2 separate regions of the Homo sapiens genome follow, and region 1 is linked to region 2. The links are chromatin loops, found by intact Hi-C in ENCODE. Cell type or tissue: CD4-positive, alpha-beta T cell. All regions are shown on one strand. Each heading gives the region's core, and the rest is flanking DNA. Links, peaks and the distances in the headings are about the cores only.

Region 1 (10,712 bases), core at 1,457-9,456, 1.9 Mb after region 2:
GGTCTTGAACTCCTGGGCTCAAGCGATCCTCCTACCTCATCCTCCCAAAGTGCTGGGACCACAGGCATGAGCCATCGCACCTGGCCTGAATTTGTGCTTTTAAAAGCCTCTCTAAGTATTTGGTGAATTTTCCACAGAGATGTCCTTCTGCCCTTAGCTCTTCTGTGCAGGAGGTGAACAGGAATGAGCCCATTCACTCTGGAGGCATGTCTTTGCCACTGTCTGAGAACAAAAGCCAAGTCTGAAAGTTAAAGTCACAAATATAGAGGGAAAGTCACATATCTGGACATTGTGTCTTAATGAAGATCAGCATTCAGGGAGCACTTGGAAACATTAAAACCTTTATTTTTTCATCCAGATATGTTACAATATGTTATAATATGTTACAATCACATCATTCTCTTTATATATGTACACGTCTGTATATGATATATATGTCATAATCATATTGACCTATATGATATATATCATATATACACGCTTTCATAGCAAGACAAATGCTTAAGGACAAATTGGTTTTACTTATTTTTGTGAATTAAAATCCTACCACTAGACTTGCCTTTAGCACCCTAAGCCAAGTGGCTTATCAGTTATCAGTTAACACCAGTTACCAATCAGCAGGCACTTATGGAGTAGTGACTACGTGTTTATAACGCCCGCCTTTCTGTAAAGATGGGCATTTATTGCTTTGTGTTTCTTTAATTGATGTAATTAATCCCGGCTCATTGTTTCCAACCTATTCCTCTTCTTGGCCCAGCTGAGGAAGTATTAAGTTGGTACAAAACCAATTGCAGTCTTTGTCATTACTTTTTTTTTTTTTTTTTTTTTTTTTTGAGATAGAGTCTCATTCTGTCGCCCAGGCTGGAGTGCAACAGTGCGATCTCGGCTCACTGCAACCTCTGCCTCCCAGGTTCAAGTGATTCTCCTTCCTCAGCCTCCTGAGTAGCTGGATTACAGACACCTGTCACCACCTCTAGCTAAATTTTGTATTTTTAGTACAGACAGGGTTTCGACATGTTGGCCAGGCTGGTCTTGAACTCCTGACCTCAAGTGATCCACCCGTCTCGGCCTCCCAAAGTGCTGGAATTACAGGCGTGAGCCACCGTGCCCGGCCTTTGTCATTACTTTTGATGGCAAAAACTGCAATTAATTTTGCACCAAGCGAATACATGTCTTGACATATCTTCATTACCAGTTGACCTTTGGATTTTCACTCTAAAATGATTCTATCACAAAGAAAATCTTTAAGTTTGTAATGAATAATTTAATTGAGCTGGGCATGGTGGCTCACATCTGTAATCCTAGCACTTTGGGAGGCTGAGGTGGAAGGATTGCTTGAGGCCAGGAGTTCAAGACCAGCCTGGGCAACATAGTGAGGGCTCGTCTCCACAAAAAAATTTTAAAATTAGCCAGCCATGGTGGCATGCACCTGCAGTCCCAGCTACTCGGGAGGCTGAGGTGGGAGAATCGACTGAGCCCAAGAATTCAAGGTTACAGTGAGCTATGATCGCACCACTGCCCTCCAGTCTGGGTGACAGAGTAAGACTCTGTCTCTAAAATAATAATAATAATAATAATTTAATTAATCTTATATTAATTGAGAATTTGGGTGATAGTAGTCCATTGTAGCAAATACACTATTATTTAAGGAGTAAGGGTTAACTTTCTCATGAATCAAAATAATTCAGTACAACCCCAGGAAGAAACAGATCTGTGTAAACTGCAGGGAAGACGATTGAGCCCAGGAGGGTACTTAGCTCAGTGCCATCACACAGGGGAGGTATAGACCCTCTGACACAGAGTTTTGCTGCTCTTTATTTCCAAAATCAGTCCTGGTCAAACTGCTCCATGCTCCTTGAGCCCAGAAAGTCACTTGGGCTCCCAAAGACAGCCAGGGCACTTTAGAATGCCGTAGCCCACAGGCCAGCCCATGGCTATCTGCATGCACCCAGAGAGCCCACCTAGAACCACTCAGGAAAATGAACAGTAAGGGCATGGAGACAAGGCTTAGGGTTGTCTAAGAATCAGAGTGCAGCTTTGGAATACATGGGAACTGTCTCATGGCTCTGGCGCGGTTTGCTTACTCATTCCCATGGGAGGATTCCAGATGGTTAGTGTGTGTATCCCCAGCCCACATGGCCTCCCAGGCGAGGGTCATTTGCTCACCACATATACCACTTTTGCTGTATCCATATACCATCCTATTCTACCCAGAGGATTTTTACCCTCACTGTGTGCTGGATCCAATTCCTACTGGATTGCAAGAATCAATTGTTAAAATTTCAGAAAATGTGCAAGCTGTATTTTGTTTTGTTTTGTTTTGTTTTGTTTTAATTTTTGAGACAAGGTCTCACTCTGTCACCCACACTGGAGTGCAGTGGCGCAACCTCAGCTCACTGCAACCTCCACCTTCTGGGCTCTAGTTATTCTCCTACCTCAGCCTCCTGAGTAGCTGGGACTACAGGTGCATGCCACCATGCCTAGCTAATGTTTTGTATTTTGGTAGAGATGGGGTTTTGCTATGTTGCTCAGGCTGGTCTTGAGCTCCTGAGCTCAAGCAATCCACCCGCCTCAGCCTCCCAAAGTGCTGGGATTACAGGCATGAGCCATAGCACCTGGCCCATAAGCTGGTTTTTAAACGTAGTCATTATTAAAAAAAAAAAAAAGAGAGAGCTTATAATTAAGTATTGTGTTAAAATATGAAGGTACTAAATACCTAAAGCATCATTCCTATTTTACTGTGTTCTACTCCCACATTTGCTCTGATGTTACTTACATCTGTTCTGCCCCTATGGTGGGAATACAATATAATGACGTGCTACTGTGCCCAACTCAGCTCCCTGTTCAGTGACCTCACGTCGGCAACCTGAAATTGGCCATGGTGGAAGAATTTACACCACAGAAAGCAGCAAATGTGACAAATCAGGGTTTCTTTTGTTTTGTTTTGTTTGTTCCAAGAAACTTTGTTACGCATTTCCCAACGCACTGCCAGATATTGGCATATCCCTTGTGGGATATGTGGAGTGGGATGAATAGCAGTTAGTCTGGTGAATAGCAGGAGACCTTCCCAGCAGAGTGGATGGTCTGCACAGACACTTGGAGGTAGCAAAAGGCATGAGCCAGGGCCAGCCTGAGACTGTTAAGAGGACCTGGGTACTGCCCAGGTGTCAAAGAAAATGAGGACCGAGGGCAGGCGCCATGGTCCGTACCTATAATCCCAACACTTTGGGAGGTCGAGGTGGGAGGATCGCTTGAGGCCAGGAGTTCGAGACCAGCCTGGGCAACAAAGCGAGACCCCCATCTCTACAAAAGTTAAAATAGGTCACAGTGGCTCACACCTGTAATCCCAGCACTTTAAGAGGCTGAGGTGGAAGGATCACTTGAGGCCAGAAGTTCAAGACAAGCCTGGGTAACACAGCAAGACCCCATCTCTAAAAAGTAAAAATATCTCTTGAATGAATGAGTGAGTGAGTAATGTTACTAGATGAGACCAAAGAATCGCCTTCTCAGGATGTTTTTTGTTTTTTTGTTTGTTTGTTTTGGTTTGGTTTGGTTTGGTTTTTTTGAGATGGAGTCTCGGTCTGTCACCCACGCTAGAGTGCAGTGGCACGATCTCAGCTCACTGCAACCTCTGCCTCCTGGGTTCACGCCATTCTCCTGCCTCAGCCCCCCGAGTATCTGAGACTACAGGCGCCCGCCACCATGCCCGGCTAATTTTTTGTATTTTTAGTAGAAACAGGGTTTCACCATATTAGCCAGGATGGTCTCGATCTCCTGACCTCATGATCCGCCCGCCTCAGCCTCCCAAAGTGCTGGGATTACAGGCATGAGCCACCGCGCCCGGCCAGGATGTTTTTAAGGACAGGTGAAAGTCCTCCTAATTTTATTTGAGGAGAGGAAGGTCTTCCTCATCTCCTTTGAGGTTGGTTCTCTTTGGATGAGGCAGGTGGAGGCTACGATGAAATTTCATCTTGGCCCCCAATCATACAGGACCCCTGTCGGCATCAAGTTCCCCAGAATTAAGACCCAGAACTGAGAGTTATCCCAAGGCCCATGGGGTCATAAACAGCCAGGAATGAAAAAAAATTTATTGGTGCCAAACTGTAGAGAAAAAAAATGCAAAGTCAAGATGAATACACTTGATGAAACTCAAATTGAAGCCCTTGTGTTATCATTTATTATTTATATATATGCATTATATTGGATGTGGAATGGGGTGCATTTCTGTATATTTAACGTTTTATGTAATGGGTGCTCCAAAACTAAAGGAGCCCAGGAGGCTCTTAAAATAGCCCGCTTCCTGTTAGCCAGCAAACTTTCATGTCTTTTCCTTTCTTTTCTTTTCTTTTTTTTTTTTTTCTGAGACAGGATGTCACTCTGTCTCCCAGGCTGGTGTGCAGTGGCACAATCATAGCTCACTGCAGCCTTGAACTCCTGGGCACACCACAATTCCTGGCTTATTTTTTAATTTTTTTGCAGAGACGGGGGGGGTGGGTCTCATTATGTTGCCTAGGCTGGTCTCGAACTCTTGGCTTCAAGCAATCCTGTCATTTCAGCCTCCCAAGTAGCTGGGACTACAGATGCAAGCCACTGCCCAGCTTATTTATTATTGTGACAGAGTCTCACTCTGTTGCTCAGGCTGGAGAGCAGAGGCATGATCATAGCCACTGCAGCCTCAACCTCTTGGGCTCAAGGGATCCTCCTGCCTCAGCCTCCTTGAATAGCTGGGACTACAGGCACATACCACCATGCCTAATTTTTTTTTATTTTTTTGTGCAGACAAGGGTCTCTCTATGTTGCCCAGGCTGGTCTTGAACTCTTGGCCTCAAGCAATCCTCCTGCTTCAGCCCCCTAAGTGCTGGGATTACAGGTGCGAGCCACCATGCACAGCCAGTCTGTGGCTTTCTAGCCATGACAAGGAAGTCCTGACGAGATAATATAGCCATCTCCTCACCCTCCTGTATGGCCATCTCATGGTGAAGAAAGCTGTTATCCCAGCAAGTGGCCACAAAAGCTTGGACGGAGCTCCTTCTCAAGTAAAAGACTATAACTAGTTTTCAATGAGAAGCTTTCTTTTTCTTTTTCTTTTCTTTTTTTTTTTTTTTTTTTTGAGACAGAGTCTTGCTCTGTCACCCAGGCTGGAGTGTACAGTGGCGCGCGATCTTGGCTCACTGCAACCTCCCCCCTTCCAGTTTCAAGTGATCCTCCTGCCTCAGCCTCCCGAGTAGCTGGGACTACAGGCACCCACCACCACACTCTGCTATTTTTGTATTTTTTTTAGTAGAGATGGGGTTTCACCATGTTGGCCAGGCTGGTCTCGAACTCCTGATCTCAGGTGATCCGCCCCCCTCGGCCTCCCAAAGAGCTGGGATTATAAGCATGAGCCACTGCACCCGGCCAGATTTATTTTTTAATGGACCACACTCTGCTTCTGCTCCTTGCATTTCAGTGAGTTCCACGGCACCGTTTCCATGATATCACGACTGATCCATGCAGGATCACGGCTAATAAATGGCTCTAAAACAACCTGTGAAGACATAACCATTAAGTGTGCCAGGTACCAATCTGCAATTCCACATGCTGCACATACAGCTCTGAAGCGCACGCTCCCCACAAGCCCGCCGTGGCTTTCTCAGAGGATCGGGCATATGGAACCATAATGGAGCATAAATTTACAGCAACAGAGATGGACGAGGGAGATTAAAGCTTCATCTGTAAGGACATACTGCATGGCAAAAAAAAAAAAAAGAAAAAAGAAAGAAAGAAAAAAGAAAACAACAGTTATTGTAGTTTCTGCTTTGTAGTATAATGAGAAACTCAGTCGCTTTTGATAGAGTGTGGGCTCCCTCTGCTGCTTGCAGGAGACACCAGGACTCCGGGCATTTGGGGTTCCTTGGAGATCAGCGCAGAGGAGGTGGCCTGAAGTGGGAAGAGAAAGATGGGGCTGAGCGTTGCAGACGGACCGACTGGTTCTGCAGGCTCTGACCCTGTGGGCTTCTCAGAGTAATTATGCTGCTGCTGCACCAAGAAGCAAGAAATGGAAATAACAGAAAAACGCAAAGAAACTGTAAGATGCACTGGCCAGATCACCTGTGTGCACAGAGGAATGCATCACGGAAGCAATGCAGCCTGCCCAGAGCAGCTTCTCCTTCCCTCCCTCCCTCCCTTCCTGTTTAAATTTTTGCAGAGATGGGGTCTCGTTATGTTGCCCAGGCTGGTCTGGAACTCCTGGCTTAAAGCAATCCTCCCGCCTCAGCCTCTCGAGTAGCTGGGACTACAAGTGCAAGCCACTGCTCTTCCTTCCTTCCTTCCTTCCTTCTTTCCCTTCCTCCCTTCCTTTCTTCTCCTTTCGTCCCTCCCTCCCTTCCTTCCTTTTCCCTCCATCCCTGCCTCCCTCCTTCCCTCCCTTCCTACCTACCAACCTTCCTTCCTTCCTCCTTCCTTGTTTCCTCCCTCCTTCCCTCCCTCCCTCATTCATTTCCCAGTCACAAGGTAGGACTGCACTTCCCCACCCGCTTTGATGTTAGGCATAGTCACATGATTCACTTTGGCCAACACAATATAAAGAAAAATGATGGGTATCATCTCTGGCTGGAAACTTAAAGGGACAGGTCGGGTGCGGTGGCTCATGGCTGTAATCCTAGCACTTTGGGAGGCCAAGGCGGGTGGATGACTTGAGGTCAGGAGTTCGAGACCAGCCTGGCCAACATGGTGAAACCCCATCTCTACTAAAAATACAAAAATTAGCTGGGTGCAGTGACACGTGCCTGTAATCCCAGCTACTCAGGAGGCTGAGGCAGGAGAATCGCTTGAACCCAGGAGGCAGAGGATGCAGTGAGCTGAGATTGAGAGGTGACAGCATGCTGGCAGTCCTCAGAGCCCTCGCTTGCTCTCGGAGCCTCCTCTGCCTGGGTTCCCACTTTGGCGGCACTTGAGGGGCCCTTCGGCCCGCCGCTGCACTGTGAGAGCCCCTTTCTGGGCTGGCCAAGGCCAGAGCCAGCTCCCTCAGTTTGCAGGGAGGTGTGGAGGGAGAGGCGCGAGCAGGAACCGGGGCTGCGCGCAGCGCTTGCGGGCCAGCTGGAGTTCTGGGTGGGCGTGGGCTTGGCGGGCCCCGCACTCGGAGCAGCCGGCCAGCCCTGCCGGCCCCGGGCAATGAGGGACTTAGCACCCGGGCCAGTGGCTGCGGAGGGTGTACTGGGTCCCCCAGCAGTGCCGGCCCACCGGCGCGGTGCTCGGGACCTGCAGTCTTAGCTGCCTTCCCACGGGGCAGGGCTCGGGACCTGCAGCCTGCCATGTCTGAGCCTCCCACCCCCTCCATGGGCTCCTGTGAGCCCGAGTCTCCCGGACGAGCACCACCCACTGCTCCAGGGCGCCCAGTCCCATCGACCACCCAAGGGCTGAGGAATGTGAGCGCACAGCGCAGGACTGGCAGGCAGCTCCACCTGCAGCCCCGGTGAGGGATCCACTGGGTGAAGCCAGCTGGGCTCCTGAGTCTGGTGGGGACGTGGAGAGTCTTTATATCTAGCTCAGGGATTGTAAATACACCAATCAGCACCCTGTGTTTAGCTCAAGGTTTGTGAGTGCACCAATCGACACTCTGTATCTGGCTGCTCTGGTGAGGACGTGGAGAACTTTTATGTCTAGCTCAGGGATTGTAAATACACCAATCGGCACTCTGTATCTAGCTCAAGGTTTGTAAACACACCAATCAGCACCCTGTGTTTAGCTCAAGGATTGTAAATACACCAATCGGCACTCTGTATCTAGCTCAAGGTTTGTAAACACACCAATCAGCACCCTGTGTTTAGCTCAAGGATTGTAAATACACCAATCGGCACTCTGTATCTAGCTCAAGGTTTGTAAACACACCAATCAGCACCCTGTGTTTAGCTCAAGGTTTGTGAATGCACCAATCGACACTCTGTATCTAGCTGCTCTGGTGGGGCCTTGGAGAACCTGTGTGTTGAAACTCTGTATCTAACTAATCTGATGGGGACGTGGAGAACCTTTGTATCTAGCTCAGGGATTGTAAACGCACCAATCAGCGCCCTGACAAAACAGGCCAGTCAGCTCTACCAATCAGCAGGATGTGGGTGGGGCCAGATAAGAGAATAAAAGCAGGCTGCCCGAGCCAGCATTGGCAACCCGCTGGAGTCCCCTTCCACAGTGTGGAAGCTTTGTTCTTTTGCTCTTTGCAATAAATTTTGCTACTGCTCACTCTTTGGGTTCACGCTGCTTTTATGAGCTGTAACACTCACCGCGAAGATCTGCAGCTTCACTCCTGAGCCTGGCGAGACCACGAGCCCACGGGGAGGAATGAACAACTCCAGACTCACTGCCTTAAGAGCTGTAACACATACCGCAAAGGTCTGCAGCTTCACTCCTGAGCCAGCGAGACCACAAACCCACCAGAAGGAAGAAACTCCGAACACATCTGAACATCAGAAGAGACAGACTCCAGACGCGCCACCTTAAGAGCTGTAACACTCACCGCGAGGGTCCGCGGCTTCATTCTTGAAGTCAGTGAGACCAAGAACCCACCAATTCCGGACACAAGATCACACCACTGCACTCCAGCCTGGGTGACAGACAAGATTCCGTCTCCAATTAAAAAAAAAAAAATTTAAAGGGACAGTGTGCAGTTCACTAGGTTATCTCTTCCCTGGTACTTGGTAGCATTGAGATGACAGCTGCTCTGTCAGCCTAGGTCTCAGAGTGAGAAAATGAGGTAGGAGGCAGAACAGACTCCAGAGTCGGGGCTTGGACACCAGACCAGATTGAAGACTAGCTAAAACAGGGATGTGCTGGAAGCTCCTTTCCATAAGACACGTCCACCAGTGCGTCATGTCAGTTTACCACTTCCATGGCAACACCCAAAAATTACTGCCCCTTTCCATGGCAATGACCCAACAACCTGGAAGTTACCACCCCTTTTCTAGAAATTTCTGCATAATCTGCCCCTTGATTTACATATAATTAAAAGTGAGTCTAAATGTGGCTGCAGCACTGCTTCTGAGCTGCTCCTCCAGGCACACTGCCTGTGGGGTGGTCCTGCTCCGCAAGGAACGGCCCCTCTGCTGCTGCTGCTGTGCATGAGTGCTTCAAGAGAAGTTGCTATCCGACACCACCAGCTTGTCCTGGAATTCTCTCCTGGGCAAAGCCAAGAAACCCTCCCAGGCTTAGCCCCAATTCTGGGGCCTGTCCTGCTAAGGAAGAAGGGAGGGTGAAAGAAAGAAAGAAATGTGTAATTAGTTTGTTAGGGATGCCATATAAAACTACCACAAACTGAGTGGCTTAGAACAAAAGAAAATTGCTGGCCATGCAGAAAGAAGTACTGCAGTAGCTGATGATAATAATTTTCCTTTCTGAAAATATCAGGCTGGGCATGCTGGCTTGTGCCTGTAATCCCAGCAGGGATTTGGGAGGGATTCGGGAGGCCAAAGTGGGAGGAAGGTTTGAGGCCAGGAGTTTGAGAGCAGCCTGGGCAACACGGCAAGACCCCATCTCTGCAAAATGTTTAGAGAGCTGGACATGATGGTGCGCACCTGTAGTCCCAACTCCTAGGGAGGCCAAGGCAGGAGGATCACTTGAGCCCAGGAGTTTAGAGTTCAGCCTTGGCAACAGAGTGAGACCCCATCTTTTTTAAAAAAAAAATATTGTCTCACAGTTCTGGAGGCTGGAAGTGTGGTATCAAGGTGTCAGCGGGGCCATACTCCCTCTGAAACCTGTAGGAAGAGGCTCCTTCCCCATCTCTTCCTAGCTACTTGTGGTTTGCTGGTAATCTCTGGCACTCCTTGGCTTATAGATACATCATTCCAATCATGTTCATCTTCCCCTGTGCATGTCTGTCTCTGCATCCAAATTTTCCCAATTTCCCTCCCTCCCCTCATCCCCCACCTTTCTTTCTTTTTTTTTTTTTTTTTTTTGGTCTGAGACACAGTCTCACTCTGTTGCCCAGGCTAGAGTGCAGTGGCACAATCTTGGCTCACTGCAACCTCTGCCTCCTGAGTTCAAGTGAATCTCCTGCCTCAGTCTCCCGAGTAGTTGGGATTACAGGTGTGCGCCACTATGCCTGGCTAATTTTTGTATTTTTAGTAGAAACAGGGTTTCACCATGTTGGCCAGGCTGGTCTCGAACTCCTGACCTCAGGTGATCCGCCCTCCTTGGCCTCCCAAAGTGCTGCGATTACAGGCGTGAGCAACCGTGCTTGGACCAAATATCCCCTTTATATAAGGACACCAGTCATACTGGATTAGGGCTCACCCCCAATGACCTCATTCTAACTTGATTACTTTTGTAAAGACCCTATTTCCAAGGTCACATTCTAAGATACTGGGGGTAAGGACTTCAACGTGTCTTTTTGCAGGGACATAATTCCACTTATAACAGCAGGTTCACAGAGCTCAGCCTTTCAGCTGGCTTCTTACCAGTCAATAAACCCACCCATACACTTGGAGTTCCTAATCAAATCTTTCTTGCTTTCTCCTTAAAAATGAACAGGTTAGGCCGGGCGTGGAGGCTCACACCTGTAATCCCCAGGACTTTGGGAGGCCAAGACGGGTGGATCACCTGAGGCCAGGAGTTCAAGACCAGCCTGGCCAATCCAGTGAAGCCCATCTCTACTAAAGATACAAAAATTAGCCGACTGTGGTGGTGCCCACCTGTTGTCCCAGCTACTGGGGAGGCTGAGGCAGGAGAATCACTTGAACCGG
Region 2 (10,712 bases), core at 1,381-9,380:
TATTTTGCTTGTGAAAGAAATGGCGTGATGCCTTTTCTACAATTGAAGAAAGTTCTGAAGCTTCTAGATGTGGCTTCTTAACAATTATGAGCCCAAATTAATGTATACCTTGGCTCATACCTGCTGGGCTGCCGCAATCTCCCTGGGGCCAGGCCAGCTGGATCTGTGCTGAAACCAGACACCTGGCTGGTGCTCGGGAGAGGTTTTGGCTTCACAATCCCAGCCTCTGATGGTTTTCTTGGTTACCTCAGGATTACCTGCTTCTCGGTTTCTTATTGGTGTTATACTTAAGATCTCAACAGCCAGGTGACCATGTGCAGGCATTGGAGTTGGCCCTATCAATTTGGCCTCTGAAAGGTGCCCTCCTGGCTATTGATGCATCTGCAGAGGGCAGCACAGTGACAAGGACAGGGCCCTGGCCACCCTTGGCCATCCACCTGGGGCTGTGGCCAAGGCACTTTCCAGCTCAGCACAGTGTGCCTTGGCGAGGACATTCACTGCTCTCCATGCAGGATCCTGGCCCTCAGGCCCAGAGCAAAATGTCCCCCGGGGACACAGGAAAAGCTGGCGGCAGGCTGACCTCTTGGGTCCTGTCTAGCTCTGACCCCTGCATGCTGCAGATACAGATAACTGCACTGTTTTTGTGAATTATATGTAATTGTAGAGACTGGGATAACCAATGACTTTGATCTTTTGCGATTTTTGTCTTTCCTGGCATCAAGAAACCACTTAAAAGCCTCCTAAGACCCTGAGCTCATAAAGCCCAAGTGAGGGGTGCTGCACGTGGCCTGCCCCCTCTGATTTGGGGGGACTTGGTGATCCCTGAATGGGAGTCTCTGCCCAGGAAAGGAAGGGCTGTTAGAGAGGGGATGGGGTGAACGGGAGGCACCCTGATGGGCACAGGTAGCCCCCAGCTATCACCCTGAGCCACCGAACTTCCTTCCTTGGGAGGAGAAGAGGCAGGGTTTAGAGACTTCTTCTGGCCACGGTTGAGAATGTCAAAAGCTTGAGTGTTCGGTGACAGTTTATATTTAAAAGCAAACTATTTCAAGAGGATTTGGGATGAGAAATTAGACTGCAAAGGGTCCATGAAAAAGCAGCATCAAGAAACAATCAACAACTTGCAAGAGAAGCAAGGGGGTGCTGTCTTCAGGGACCGGAGAAGCCTCCATGGTACCACAGCTTTCCTCTTCAAAAGGCTGGGCCGGGTTATGGCCGCTGGCTGGGAGATGCTCAGGATGCGGGACAGGTTAGGGGCACTGTGTGCAGGGGGATTGCTCAGGGTCCTCAGCAGGGGTCGGAGAGGCTCACGGCCTTTCTGGTCTCCCTTCTGAGCCTGGATATCGGTGAGAGGCTCCAGGAGCCGAGTGCAGAGCCGATCCAGCCCAGCCTGTGACTCTGGCCACAGGCAGAGACCTGCACAAGCTCTGGCTTCCCTCCCTCCCCATCGCCCACTGTCCTTCTTCACCATCTTCTCTCAGGAAGCAGTTACCTGTCCCAGCTCAGTTTTCCCTTCTGCTCACAGCATCTTGACAGACATGGTGGGAACCCAAGACAAGAGAAGGCATGATATTGCTCTTGAAACTGCAGATCCCAGGCAGATCCTGGCACTGGACTCCTAGAGCCAAGCAGGGAGCCTTGGGAGAAATCAGACTATGTCTGGAGCTTCCTTTAGAATTCCTCGGAGCTCCTTGGTACCCACCCCCAAGCCCCCCCACACACACCTATACCCTTACTGTTTAGGCTTAACTTTTGCTTTTTGCCCTCTGGAAATAGGTCAGTTAAATCTTCATTCAAAATAAAGAGATTAAGGAGGCTGAGACAGAAGGGTCGCTTGAGGTCAGGAGGTTGAGACTGCCTTGAGCCAAGATAGTTCACTCCAGCCTGGGTGACAGAGTGAGACTCCATCCTAAAAAGAAATGAATAAAATAAAATAAAAGAGTAGCACGTTGTTACATAGATGACAAGTCCCCAGTGAATAGCTGCAGGATCCCTGCAGCCCCCTTCAACACCGAGCCAGCCGAGACATGAGTAGATTCTCTCAGTGGCAACAGGTGATTTTTCTTCTGTGCAGAAGACAGGGGTGAACGGGCTGCCCATCCTTAAATTCTGAGGCCACACAGCTGCATGGAGGTCGGTTCAATACAGGCTCAGGACTTCCCATATCCAGGCACCAGCCCGATTTTTTATTTTTGAAAGTTAATCCATCTGTGCGGTGGATTATCAATAGCTGCTTTCCCTTAACCACCGCTTCACAGCTATCTGGGATCAGAGAGCAATTTTGGAGCCCGCAGCTAGATGATGGAGGTGAGGCCCTGGGCCGGGAAGGAAGGGAAAGGAGACGCGGCAGCTGAGTCTTTCTTGGCTGCAGCAGAAACAAGGTGGCTGGGGGTGGCGCTCAGGAAACCCTAGGGTGTGAGGCTTTAGCTGCTGGTGCCAGGAGTAAAGCCCACCGGGCTGCCTGCCAGGGCCTGAGGGTGCAGGGCTCTGTGCAGCTGTCCCCTCCCCTCCACGAACTGCCCCCTCCCCACGACTTCTGGGAAACGTCACCTCTTTACATCCAGGAGGCAGAGCCCTTGGTGTGGGGCAGCAGGGAAGGGCCAGATCCTACTGTGGCTGCAGGACAACCCAGCAGGAAGGTCAAAGGCAGGTGCGTGTCGGCTCCCGGCAGTCTGCAGACTTGCTTGGCTGGGTCCCCCAGAGCCTCTGAGGGTCTGGAATTGGTAGTTAACATTTAAAACTCAAGGGATTTCACATAAAAACCTGTTTCTGGCTTCTCTGGAAAATTGAGAGAAATTGCAATTCTCAACCTGTTTTGCGGGGAGAGGGGGGTCAGCTCTGGGCATCCAGCCCACCTGGCCCACATCGGGAACTGGAGTTACTTGCCAGATGCACAGGTGAACGAGTTTCCTGCCACCTGGTCATCCATGCTGTCTTTACCCAGGGCCTCTGTCTCCACTGTACGCCCTGGGAAAAACCCAGGCCAGGGGAGGGAGGGAGGGGTAAGGGACACTGGACAAGGTTGGGGTGTGTGCTGTGCCCAAAGAGGGGTCAGGCTGAGTGGGAAAAAGACTCCTGGGTCTGGAGGCCGGAGATGACAATCCTGCCTCCTCTCTGTCACACCGGGGACAAGAAATGGGGAGGCAGGGGCCCCATGCACAGACCCTGCTGTTCCTTATCTGTTCTGCAACTGTCGTTTATGATTATTATTTTTATTTTATTTTATTTTATTTTATTATTATTATACTTTAAGTTTTAGGGTACATGTGCACAATGTGCAGGTTAGTTACATATGTATATATGTGCCATGTTGGTGTGCTGCACCCATTAACTCGTCATTTAGCATTAGGTATATCTCCTAAAGCTATCCCTCCCCCCTCCCCCCACCCCACAACAGTCCCCAGAATGTGATGTTCCCCTTCCTGTGTCCATGTGTTCTCATTGTTCAATTCCCACCTATGAGTGAGAATATGCGGTGTTTGGTTTTTTGTTCTTGCGATAGCTTACTGAGAATGATGATTTCCAATTTCATCCATGTCCCTACAAAGGACATGAACTCATCATTTTCTGTGGCTGCATAGTATTCCATGATGTATATGTGCCACATTTTCTTAATCCAGTCTATCATTGTTGGACATTTGGGTTGGTTCCAAGTCTTTGTTATTGTGAATAGTGCCGCAATAAACATACATGTGTATGTGTCTTTATAGCAGCATGATTTATAGTCCTTTGGGTATATACCCAGTAATGGGATGGCTGGGTCAAATGGTATTTCTAGTTCTAGATCCCTGAGGAATCGCCACACTGACTTCCACAATGGCTGAACTAGTTTACAGTCCCACCAACAGTGTAAAAGTGTTCCTATTTCTCCACATCCTCTCCAGCACCTGTTGTTTCCTGACTTTTTAATGATCACCATTCTAACTGGTGTGAGATGGTATCTCATTGTGGTTTTGATCTGCATTTCTCTGATGGCCAGTGATGGTGAGCATTTTTTCATGTCGTTATGGAACATCTGCCTGCCAGGTGTACCCTGCACCCCGCCCCTTTCTATTCCCCAACTTTCACTACAGCCCCTTTCCGACTTTCCGAACCCCAGGGGCAACCACACTTGATCTGGGATGAATGGCTCTGTATCCTCCATGGATATGGAAAGTCTGTTTTAAGGAATGAGACCCGTGGAGTGGGCAGGAGGGTCACTGCTTAGTTTGCCCTGCAGCACAGGAACCCACAAGGGTCCTGACTCCTGGGGCTTTCTGCAGACCTGAGCGCCAGGCCTGTGCAAGGTGCTGAGGAGGTGTGCTAAGTTTGAGTCAACAGGCAGCTGTGCACTCCTGCTGGAGCCAGTGTGGGAGATGTTGTGGACTGAGGGGCATCACAGGGGGCTTCCTGGAGGAGGAAGCCTGTGAGCTGGCGGGGAGTGGGGTAGGAAATAGGGGCGTGCCCAGCAGAAAGTGCAGCTTAAGAGCTCTCCGCATGAAGCGCAGGAAGTCTTTCCCTGGTGTCCCTGGCCTGCTTTAGCTGGGGCACCAGCCAAGAAGCTGGATGGAGTCCTAAGGGCCCCTCCTCCTAGCACTTAGGGCAGCTCTCTGCCCAGCAGATACTGGTGGCGTTGATCCTTTCTCTCCTATTGTCATAATTTGGATTCTAGGAAGCCACGCTGCAGACTGGTTTACCAGGCGGGAGGCTGGTGCCGAGCAGCCTCATTTGATGGGTCCTAATTACTTAGGAGCAGAAGTGGCTCCAGTCCTCCAGGTCCAGTTCCACCCTCTGGTCTCTGGGTAGCCCCCCTTCCCCAATGACATCTCCGCCACGCTGGAGAGAACAGCCCCTCTGGAATCCGCAATGGTGTCAGCCCAGCCAACGTGGGCTCCAACAGACGTTAATTGTGTCCCTGGAGGAGGCTTCCCTGAAGTTGGGGTCACTCCACTGTGTCTTCCGTAAGCGATTTGTGCATAATCGACAGTGCAAATGGGAAGGAAAAAAGGGAGGGCAGTCCCAGCTTAGCAGGGTAGGGGGACAAGAGAAAGAGGCCTGTATTGCCTTTATGGCCCAGGAAGGAGAACAACGAGGGAGGGGCTTGCGGACCACCAGGGGCCAAAAAGCTGCATCTTCAAATCTCCAAACCAAGGAGCTCACTGGGTTCTGACCCAGCCAGGCAAGGGGATGAAATCTTAATGGTATCTCTCGAACTCTGCAAGTTTTGGGTTTGCATACAGCCTGTCCTCAGTAACCCCCAAGATGAAGCTGCTGCGTGCTGAGGACTCGAGGCGAGGATGTGTTTCCCCAAGAAAGGAGGAATCTATAAGAGACATGATGAGATGTACCGTTCGAATTGGTTTCTCTCCCAGAATATACATTTGTGCTGGTCGCGCGTGCACACAGCATACAGTGTAATTCACACACACGCACACAAATGCACGACCAGCCGCATCGAGATTCTTGGTAGAGGACCAGCTCTCGGATCAAGCTGGCAGAAGGAGGCAATTCAGATACGACACCCCTTTCTTTGGAAGGGTGCCTTCCCCACCTCCATCCCCAGGGAAAATCTGCCAAATGGGCATAATATTAAGTAACGTTGGCAGGGGGCAGCTCACGGTCCCTCCTGACGCTGCTTCCTGGATCTGCAGAGATGGTGTCGTTGCTTTCCTGCCCTCCCTCTCTGCCTCCCCTCAGCCCGGAGGGGAAATGAGGGATGAAGAACGGGGTGGTGGCACCCTCTCTCCCCCAACACCCTCCATCCAGGCAGCACCTCTGGCCCCGGAGGTGCCCTCTCCCCGGGAGTGGAAAGAATCACCCGTCTCTTTTTGGCACCAGCACCCTCCTGAATGCCATGAGAAGCTGGTGACCTTCACTCTGGTCTCCATGACGACAAGATGGTATATGTTTAATTAGTTCAGGCTTATTTTAGGACCAATTTTCTTTTATTTTAGGGCAATGCGAGCTATGATAACTGTAAGCATGTTTACGAGGCGCGCGAGGCTTAGCTGAAATGTGCCAACAATTCTAGTCAAACAGATGGTGACCCCTGATTCAACTTGCCCTCTCATTCAATTATTCAGCTGTATTTAATTTTCCTCCGAGTGACTCACGCGCCGTGCCTCCGGCTGCCCTCTAGGTGGCGCGAAAGACCACCTTTATGGCTGCGAGGCAGGGTTGAAAGCCGGGTCTCGGGGAATTTTCTCAGCCTGGCCTTGGCTGGAGAAGAGGATAATGAATTTCTGCATTTGAACAATAGTTTCTGCCTAATATCAAATGATGTGAAAGGGTGGAAAAGAATTGGGTCAAATTGTATGTGATTTGACCATGAGCTCTAAGTAATCTCCTTTCTAATAAAGGAATTTGAAAGACCTTCCAGGCTTAATATCCTCCCAAATAATTTGTTTGGAGTTCAAGGAGTGTTATGGTGTTAGAGCTGTTTCTATGATTGCGGATATGTTCTGTTTGCATTTGGAAAACCTCTTCTGTTTAATTTTTAGTAGCTGCCAGCCCACCTCATCTGGGACTAGGAGGATAACCTGAGCGGATTTTTTTTTTTTCTCTTTTTCCCTCTGATGGTTTCTGCCTGCCTTCTACGCTGTCAAGGCTTAGCAGTATTTGAAAACTGGATGTCCCTGTAAAGGGGAATGAAATTGCTCACTAAATATCTTTTCAAAGACATGACCTTTCTAATGCAGGAACCAAAGAAGCGTGTGGCCACACCCATAATAACAACACATTGGATTTCTCAGAACCTTTGGGAAAGGAAACAGCCTACTCAACTATCACCCACTCCACTTCATCCCATTCTGTAACACCTTAGACAGGAGGGGCTGTACCTTAGACATGCTCAACTCACATTTCTTGTCCATCAACATAGCTAGGTTAATCAGAGCAACATGGAATCATACCTTTATTCATCAATCAGTTAAGAATTCATGCCTTTAGTATTGCTTTTTTTGATACATTAAGACAAGCTTGTAACCGATCACTCATATATTTTTCTCCAAGAATATCTCTCTTTAGAAATCTTCTTGGAAAATTATCTATCTTTCCTGTCCTGCATTTGGTCAAACCACAAGTAAAAGAACCAAGATCAACAATGACTCACATGTACACACACACACACATATATACATATATATATTTGAGATGGGGTCTCACTCTGTCACCCAGGCTCGAGTGCAATGGTACAATCTCGGCTTACTGCAACCCCTGCCTCCTGGGCTCAAGTGATCCTCCCACCTCAGCCTCCTGAGTAACTGGGACGACAGATGCATGCCACAATGCCTGGCTAATTTTTTTGTGTTTCTGGTGGAGATGGGGTTTCACTATGTTGCCCAGGCTGGCCTCCAACTCCTGAGCTCAAGTGATCCGCCCGCCTTGGCCTCCCAAAGTGCTGGGATTACAGGTTTGAGCCACCGCGTCTTGGCCTCACAAAAATCTTAATGCATAAACTGCTTCTAAAGACAACACGTCAACTTTCCATGGATTCACGGTCCAGGTTTTGGTAAGGAAGTTCACTTTACCTGAAAACTCTTAGTTCTCATTTTTGCTTAAGGGCAAAATCATGGCAATAGAAAGGTTAAAACCATGTGCACCGATTTGATTCCTGGAACTCCATTTTTACAGGCTTGGCTTTGGTTTGCTTTCCTGCTTTATCTTATCCACCGATGGCTTGGTTCGGTCATTCTGTGTTAGAGGTTCTGCATGTAAACCAGGGAATCTTTGGTTCAGGCAAGGGAGGGGGCTGTTGCTTCACAGCATGACTTTATAGGGGCTGATTGACGCAGGGGGCGGGACATGGGCAGCGGTCGGGACCTGATCCCGGGCTGAACAGCCAAGGGCCCTTACCAAGCCTCCGAGGGCAGATGCAGTTGCACCCTATTTATGTCTGGGACACTCAAACTTAGCCTACTGGGGCCACTTATGTTTTCAGTGCGTCTTCCAGGGGGTTATGTGGGAGGGGGTTGTCTCAATTACAGCTACTCAGGCCACGCAAGTGAATTGTACTTAATACCTCTGCCCTCTGATTAGCCTACCAGATTGGACTCAACAGCTTCCTCAGATGATCAGAGCCCCCTTATCCTTTTGGATAACTTTGTGTTGGTGGGGGGAGGGGTCTTTATCAAATCCTTTGGAAGAATTGGGTAAAACACCAAAGGGGTTTGGGTGTGTCCCATCTGAGCCCTTGGGGTCTCTGGATTTTCTGCTCTGAGGGTGCGACTGCACCCCTGTCTCCCATGCTTCATCTTCCACAGGGATGCAATGACAGTGAGTAGGGGGCTTTAGAACAAGTCCTCGAGGTAGCCCCATCTGAGCTGATGGAGAGACTCTTTCTGGATATCTGTGGGCTCTTACAGCGGGAGTGTTTTTATTTGTAGGTGTGGGGTGTGTGTGTGTGCACAGACACATTCATAGAAACAAGCCTTCTTGATGCTTTGCAGGGAAACCAAACTCTGGTATCCCCATCCAGCTTGGCTCCTTGCAAACAGGGCCCATGGAACCCAGGGAGGTAGAGACGGAAGGGATGGATTGGGAGGAAAAAGTCAGGGCAGCTTCACCAGGGAACACACTCTGTAGCCAAGTCACGATTTTAAAAAAATAAATGCCATAAAAATCATGGCTTCTCTGGACCTCTGGCTTCAATATGGGATTTGTACATATTACATAATCTGTCACTATAGTACTGTATATTAAAGAAATGGCCCCGTGCAGAGGCAACCAGGGGGATGGGGGCACCGTCCCAGCCGCTGCCGCCGTCCTCCCCTCCATCATGGGCTGGGACGCTGTCAGCTCCACCACCTGCCCCACGGTCCTGCCACGTTGCTGAGATCCCAAGTTACTCTGCCTCCTGGAACGTCATTTGTTTTTCTTTGTTCGGAAGACAGGCTACATGAGCATTTGCGTGAGGCCATCTGTATCTCTGCAAAGAAATAATGGAGCAAGGTAGAAAATGTCTGGGTGGGGAAGACCCCAGTCTGTGGCAATGGCTGAAGATGGGGCAGGGGCCAGAGAAACTTTCTCCAGGGTGTGATGTCTGAATCCCTGTGCCCAGGAAAGGGCCTGCACAACTTCTTTGCCCCTTCCCTCTCTCACGTTCTCAGCTTCTGCATTTACTCCCCACAGCTCCTTTCCCTCCTTGCAGTCCTCATTTGCAGAGTTCTGTGAAGATCATTTTGGGAGTGTGAGCTGTCTCTAGCCAGCTCATTCTGCAGTAGCAGCGAGCACCCCCCAACTCCCAGGAATCAACCCCCAACACACACACACACTTTTTTTTTTCTTTTGCAAAGGGCCAACTCTGTTTTTTTCCTGAAGGTGGCAGTGAAAGAAAAAAAATGACTCCCTTAGAAGAGTTAGGAATTTTATTACAAACCAGATGGAGCCGCGGGCATCCCCGTTGTGTGTCCCCCACCCTGTGAGTGTGTATGTGTGTGTGCACACCCAGGGGCACTGACAATGGAAGCTGCAGCCCCCCCAAGTGGGGCTCACACAGGGCGCGGTGGCCTCCCCTGGCACCGTGGCACCGTGGCCCAGTGGCCCAGTGCCAAGTGGCTGCCGTGCTCAGCCAGCCTGCTCTTCGTCCTCCCTCTTAGTCCCTTACCAAGATAATTGAGGATATAATGGCGGGGAAGGAGCCCGCCGGCTCCCGCGGGCTGTCAGGTATCTGCGCGCGTCTTCATGTCATCCGTCAGCATTGAGCTCCTCTGTCATCTCTCCTCAGCCTTCAGCGTCGCACACTCTCATCGCCTTCATTATCTCGGCTCAGGCCAGCCCTCCCCCCACTCCCCCCATCCAGTAAATGCATCTTTGTGCAACTCTCAGTCTCCGATTATGAATCGATGATCATGTGGTATAAGAGAGATAGATGGCTTTTAGTTCCATCCTGTCTCCCCTAATTGTAAAATATTAGTTACATTACACTGTGTCTTTTGATTAATGGAACTTATTTGGAGTAGCCTATCCGATCCCTCCCCCTTCTAAAGTCCTCCACTGACTTTTGAGAATTGAGTGATTTCACTTAAAGCAGACAAATAGGCCCTTCAGCGAGGAGATAGCAAGACTGTGATACTGTGGGCAAGACAGGCTGTACAGACAGAGTTGTGTATTCCAAAGAAAGGCTTCAGCCCGGCCGGGCAGACGCGGGGCTGCAAATGCATGCCTGGGCCGGGGAACTTCCTTCCCTTCTTTATTTCATCCTCTTTTTGGCAAATCTAGCCCATCTTGCTGACTTGCAAAACAGGATGTGAAACAAAATTTAATTAAAATTAAATAAATTGCAGATTTGCTACATTCCCACATGTGGCTCATGAGAAACCAGTCAAATCTGAACTTTGATGAATTCGAGCTCTCACTCTACTGGGCTCCCTTCTTAGTGTACAGGACGGGGCATCAAAGGGGCGTTCTGCTGCCCACGTCCGACACAGGGAGAGATATTTATCTTTAAAGCTGAATTTATTTTACTTGGCACTATTTACTTAAATATGGTCCGTTGATAAAGTAAGCCCTTCCCATACAAAAGGGAAGTCGGTGGCTAAATCTCTTATTATAAATAATCACTATCAGTGTAAACTCAAGGTCACGTTCACTTTCAACCTATGAGCTCAATTAAAAAAGGTCTATTTACTGTCGATGTGTATAATATCTATATGTCAGGGAAACAGGGAGACTTCATAAACAAATCAAATTTTCAGCAAAGAAAGGCATTGCAGCTTAGGAATTTCAGCATGCAT

What was found. A loop is a pair of places that touch in the nucleus more often than their neighbours do. Peaks named below come from ENCODE experiments on the same cell type or tissue, not always from the same donor. Only the 100,000 strongest peaks of a DNase experiment are listed, where the experiment ranks them.
Region 1: a loop joins it to region 2, with 12 times the contacts of the local background. A loop is called at or near these places in 23 of 110 quality-filtered maps.

What each region holds. Positions count from the first base shown.
Region 1 is chr19:32,564,560-32,575,271 of GRCh38, forward strand. No RefSeq gene overlaps it. Among named protein-coding and RNA genes, the nearest start is that of PDCD5, 11 kb to the right of the region's middle. In CD4-positive, alpha-beta T cell, for the core only: a CTCF peak has its summit at 5,857 (motif pointing left); a DNase peak (open chromatin) is centred at 5,862; H3K4me3 peaks cover 695 bases; H3K27me3 peaks cover 1,275 bases.
Region 2 is chr19:30,677,025-30,687,736 of GRCh38, forward strand. It overlaps a transcript of ZNF536 not described here. Among named protein-coding and RNA genes, the nearest start is that of ZNF536-AS1, 12 kb to the left of the region's middle. In CD4-positive, alpha-beta T cell, for the core only: a CTCF peak has its summit at 6,118 (motif pointing right); a DNase peak (open chromatin) is centred at 6,127; H3K27me3 peaks cover 227 bases.